2 separate regions of the Homo sapiens genome follow, and region 2 is linked to region 1. Evidence: chromatin loops called from intact Hi-C (ENCODE). Cell type or tissue: CD4-positive, alpha-beta T cell. All regions are shown on one strand. Links, peaks and the distances in the headings refer to the core of each region. The heading gives the core; the rest is flanking DNA.

Region 1 (2,924 bases), core at 316-2,815:
TATATACATGTTAGTGTAATAAATATATATCATAAAAATAAAAGATTTTTGCTGGGATATACTAACTTCCTAAAGGCCAAGTATAAAATGTTAAGATTTATGGGTATATGAAACTTGGGTATTCAAACATTCAATTATCATAATTTGAGATATTTATCTTCAAGTTTGACAGAATAGAGCTACGTGACATTGCACAGACTCTCACATTTGCATTTTCCTGAATACCATTAAATTATTTTATTGAAGAACTTTTTTCTTATCTGTCTCTAAATTGCATTCTACTAATTTTGTTTTCCATATGATTGTCCATCATTTTTCAGATAAAAAGCTGTATAAATGACAAACATTTTTGAAAAGTTATAATTAAGTTACTTTTGTCCCCATATTGTAACAGTTATAGCATTATTGTCAATATTCTGATATAAAGACTTATTTTCAAAAAGACGTTAGAAAGCTACCTGTCATTTTTTCACTGTGCCTACATACAGGGTAGACTATAACCTATTCAGCCAAAAACACTTTCTAAGCAGAAAATCTGATCATACTTTGTGACAAAAGAACTGGGTGTATGAAAAACTTATGACATTTTTCACAATTGCAGGATCTTCAGCTGCAGATATTTTCTCAAAATGTCAGTAATAATAAAAATCTGCATTTGTCAAGCAGTTACTACTTTTCAAGGGACAATGCATGCTTATGAAATTTCAAAAGTTCTATTAAATTAGCATCTCCAAAAATCTTGAAATTCCCATTTCTGTGCTCATATATTTGAAACTAATATACCTAAATTCTTCTTGTTATAGTGTGTATTAGTCCATTTTCATGCTGCTGATAAAGACATAACCAAGATTGGGAAAAAAAAGAGGTTTAATTAGACTTACAGTTCCACATGGCTGAGGAGACTTCAGAATCATGGCAGGAGGCAAAAGGTGCTTCTTACATGGCACTGGCAAGAGAAAATGAGGATGATGCAGAAGTGGAAACCCCTGATAAAACCATCAGATCTCATGAGACTTATTCACTACCATGAGAACAGTAAGGAGGAAACCACCCCCGTGATTCAAATAATCTCCCACCGGGTTCCTCCTACAACATGAGGCAACTATGGGAGTACAATTCAAGATGAGATTTCGGTGGGGACACAGAGCTAAGCCATATCCTTCCTTCCACCCCTGTCCCCTCCAAATCTCATGTCTCATATTTCAAAAGCAATCAAGTCTTCCTCACAGTCCTCCAAAGCCTTAATTCATTTCAGTATTAAACCAAAAGTCCACAGTCCAGAGCCTCATCTGAGACAAGGCAAGTTCCTTCTGCCTATAAGCCTGTAAAATCAAAAGCAGGCTAGTTACTTCCTAGGTACTATAGGGGTACAGGTATTGGGTAAATACAGCCACTCCAAATGTGAGAAATTGGGCAAAACAAAGGGGTTACAGGGCCCATGCAAGTCCAAAATCTAGCAGGGCAGTCAAATTTTAAAGCTCCAAAATGATCTCCTTTGACTCCATGTCTCACATCCAGGTGACACTGACTCAAGAGGTAGGTTCCCATAGTCTTGGGCAGCTCTGCCACTGTGGCTTTGCAGGATACAGCGCCCCCTGCTGGCTGCTTTCATGGGCTGGTGTTGAGTGTCTGTGGCTTTTCCAGGCACACGGTGCAAGCTGTCAGTGGATCTACCATTCTGGGCTCTGGAGGACGATGGCCTCTTCTTACAGCTCCACTAGGCAGCACCCCACTAGGGACTCTGGGTGGGGGCTCTGACCACACATTTCCCTTCCACACTGCCCTAGCAGAGGTTCTCCATGAGGGCCCTGCCTCTGCAGCAAACTTTTGCCTGGGCATCCAAACATTTCCATTCATCTTCTGAAATCTGGGTGGAGGTTCCCAAACCTCAGTTCTTGACTTCTGCACACCTGCAGGCTCAACATCATGTGGAAACTGCCAAGGTTTGGGGCTTGCAACCTCTAAAACCATGGGCTGACCTGTACCTTGGCCCCTTTTAGCAACAGCTGGAGCAGCTGGGACTAAGTGCACCAAGTCCCTAGGCTAAACACAGCATGGGGAACCTGGGCCTGGCCTATGAAACCATTTTTTTTCTCCCAGGCTTCTGGGTCTGTGATGGGAGGGGCTGCCATGAAGACCTATGACATGCCCTGGAGACATTTTTCCCATTAATATTTGGAAAATAAATATTTTCCAAATTAATCCAAAGGGATTATTTGGCTCCTTGTTACTTATGCAAATTTCTGCAGCCAGTTTGAATTTCTCCTCAAAAAAAATGGGTTTTTCTTTTCTACTACATCGTCAGGCTGCAAATTTTCCAAACTTTTATGTTCTGTTTCCCTTTTAAAACAGAATGCTGTAACAGCACCCAAGTCACCTCTTGAATGCTTTGCTGCTTAGAAATTTCCTCCACCTGGCTGAGCGGTGGCTCACACCTGTAATCCCAGCACTTTGGGAGGCTGAGTTGTGTGGATCACCTGAGGTTAGGAGTTTGAGACCAGCCTGACCAACATGGTGAAACCCCGTCTCTACTAAAAATACAAAAATTAGCGGGCATGGTAGCAGGTGCCTGTAGTCCCAGCTACTTGAGAGGCTGAGGCAGGAGAATCACTTGAACCCAGGAGGTGGAGGTTGCAGTGAGCCAAGATTGCGCCACTGCACTCCAGCCTGTCGACCAAGCAAGACTTCGTCTCAAAAAAGAAAAAGAAAAAGAAATTTCTTCTGCCAGATTCCCTAAATCATTTCTCTCAAGTTCAAAGTTCCACAAATCTCTAAGGCAGAGACAAAATGCCACCAGTCTCTTTGCTAAAACATAAAGGAGTCACCTTTGCTCCAGTTCCCAACAAGTTTCTCATCTCCATCTGAGACCATCTCAGCCTAGACCTTATTGTTCATATCACTATCAGCATTTTTGTCAAAGCCAT
Region 2 (2,924 bases), core at 243-2,742, 60 kb before region 1:
GAAATATCTCCTGCCTTCTTTTAATGTTAATTGAAACTGCACAAATAATGTGAATATTGCAAACTAAAAATGAAACAAAGGAATAGTAGCTTTAGAATCACACACACACACACACAATCATATTATCTGCTTTTGCTGGCTACACATTTTCTATTCTATGCATCATAAAAGAAAGAGAGAACAGAGAGCTGACATGCAATATTGAACCATTCCTACTGCTTTACTTCCATAGGGACAATGAACACAGAGTAACTTCCCAATTACATACAAATTAAAATAACAAGACAATACCCAAAGCCCACCAGAGCACACCGTTTACCTCATAATCAAATCCTAAAAATGATTTTCTAGAAGTTAACTGTATCAAATGAATGAAGCATTAATTTTTAAAAATTAAACTTCTCTGGGATAGCGACAAAAACTGGGCATCTCTGAGGAGAGTTTTGCACAAGCTTCCTTCTCGGCCAGAGCACGCGAGGTCATGGATTCATTCCCTGGATTTCACTTTCCCCACCTGAGCTGTGCTTTTGTCCCTTTGAACCACTGTCAAGCCGGGTGCTCTTTGAGATCTTCACTGAAGGATGAGACATTTGGTGTTGTGATTTTGTTAGCTGGGGCTGGAGCTTATATATGGATGCTGTAGGGCTTTTTTCCCATCAGTTTCAGTTTCAGCATATTTGAAGCTCGAATATACTTGCCAATTTTGCTAAGTTCTTTTGAAAATTATCATTTTTGGAGGTTTGAAGCATTTGGTAATTTTCCCTGGTGTTCTGAAACCAGAGCAACTTTAGGTCGCAAATCGGGGCAAGCATATTTCTATTTGACAAGGTTGCAGCGTGTTTTCCATGAGCTAATTTCAATAATGTATAAGCAGTCTATTCCAGGTCCCCTGAGTCAAGCTTTGTGGTTCACCAAATTAAATATATATGTGTGTGTGTGTGCATGTCTCTGTGTGTGTGTGTGTATAATTTATACATATATGTATATGTGTGTATATATATATAAAAAACATTAGATCTTTACGAAAGAAAAAGAAGTAGTGCATAGAATGGATGAGCCTGAAGCATGGATCCTGGAATAGTTCTGCCACCTAGTTCCCTCACAGTCTAATCCACACTCTGTCCTCACGAGCCTGGGTGAACATTTCTTCTGGAGGAATCCGTGTTAATAGCTCCTCCTAGAACAGGGCTCAGCTGTGCGGATGTCGTCTTATCAACCACAAGCAAACATGGGGGTAGGGAGCTGTGCGTCAGTGAATCTTGCTCGTGGGAAAATTGTTCTATCAGTCACAGTAGTATGTAGCAGGGCTACATTTTTTTAAAATAGTGCCTGCCCTTCTTGACTGTCTAAAAAAGCAGAACGAAATTCTCACTGAACCAGTAAACCAGCCAAGGAAAAGTGTGTCAATCACATTGATGATTTATTTCTAAGACTCTTGCTGAGTACAAACATTCTAAGTACCATTGGTTAAACTATTATCTTACTTAGAGGGAATAGCTACATAAATCAGAATATTCTTCTCAAGGACTTGCCTTTTGATTTATAATACTTTGGGACAAAATATATTCATCATCTCCATTCTAAAATGAGTAAGTTATTGGTTTCATATTTTTCCCTGCCTAGAATATGGAAAGCATCTTCAGAAGAAATTCCCAAACACAGTGCAAAAAGAGCTTCACTTTAAAAATGTTCAGGTCCAGTGGGACGATATGGGACGATATTCATAATCTGAAGTTTTAAAATTCTGATAGACATTCAAATGGCATCATTGTGGAAAATAAGCAAATTCTATTTGTCATTCAGGATCCTCACATTGCAATTTGAACAATCTACTAATCAACAGTTTTTAATTAACTGCATTACTCACAATGGACTCTCACCCTGGATCACTAAACAGGGTTTTCAAAGCTAAAATTTGGTAACAAATGATCTAATACATTCCTGAAAGAACTTGTTTCCTTCGACTTTCCACCAGAAATCCCTATTACAAAGCTAGCATAGCTGGCATTTTACCAGCTCATGCTCCAATCAGCTTTTTTCTAAATTAATTCATTACATCAAAGAATTTTATTCAGCTGCAAAGCTATCATCAGCTTTATTGTAATCTTCAAGACTTGAGAAAAAATCAGACATTTTTCTACAGATTTTTTTAACCACATATGCTATACATACACTAGTAGTTGGGAAAAAACTGCTTTGCTATAAAATTCATCACAATAAGTAACATAAGAGTAATAATGTCATTCCTGGCATATCCTACATTTTGATATGCTAAATTATTAATTCAGTGGTGGACATTGTGATGATTGATTTTATGTGTCAACTTGGCTCAGCCTTGGTACCCAAACAGTTGGTCAAAAATTATCCAAGGCCAAGCATGGCAGCTCACACCTGGAATCCCTGCACTTTGGGAGGCTGAGGTGGGAGGATTGCTTGAGTACAGGATTCAAGACCGGCCTATGCAACATGGCAAGACCCAATCTCTACAAAAAAAAAAATTTAAAATTAGCTGGGCATAGTGGTCCATGCCTGTGATCCCAGCTACTCAAGAGGCTGAGGCAGGAGGATTGCCTGAACCCAGGAGTTTGAGACATTTAACCACTAGAAATAGAACCAATAGCGTGTGTGTGTGTGTGTGTGTGTGTGTGTGTGTGTTTGTGTGTGTGTGTGTGTGTATGTGTGTCTATGTGTGCATGTGTGTCTGTGTTTGTCGGTGTGCATGTGTATGTCTATATATAAATTTTGATCTTTTTCAAGAAATTGGCTTGCAATTTTGGAGGCTGGCAAGTCTGAAATATGCAGAGTAGGCTGGCAGCTGGAAGCCCAGGAAGAGTTGATAGCACAGTTCGAGCCTGAAGGCCATCTGCTGTCAGAATTCCCTCTTTTCTTTGAGGGAGGTTAGTCTTTGTTCTATTCAGGCCTTT

Evidence for each region. Hi-C counts contacts between places; a loop is a spot of excess contacts. Peaks named below come from ENCODE experiments on the same cell type or tissue, not always from the same donor. Only the 100,000 strongest peaks of a DNase experiment are listed, where the experiment ranks them.
Region 2: it touches region 1 in a loop (6-fold over the local background); 4 of 110 quality-filtered maps call a loop at or near these places.

The regions. Positions count from the first base shown.
Region 1 is chr18:70,597,692-70,600,615 of GRCh38, reverse strand. No RefSeq gene overlaps it. Among named protein-coding and RNA genes, the nearest start is that of GTSCR1, 52 kb to the left of the region's middle. RefSeq lists an enhancer at 1,630-1,709. In CD4-positive, alpha-beta T cell, for the core only: a CTCF peak has its summit at 1,582 (motif pointing left); a DNase peak (open chromatin) is centred at 1,575.
Region 2 is chr18:70,657,506-70,660,429 of GRCh38, reverse strand. No RefSeq gene overlaps it. Among named protein-coding and RNA genes, the nearest start is that of GTSCR1, 8.0 kb to the right of the region's middle. In CD4-positive, alpha-beta T cell, for the core only: no CTCF peak of the experiment used is centred there; a DNase peak (open chromatin) is centred at 1,229; H3K27ac peaks cover 635 bases.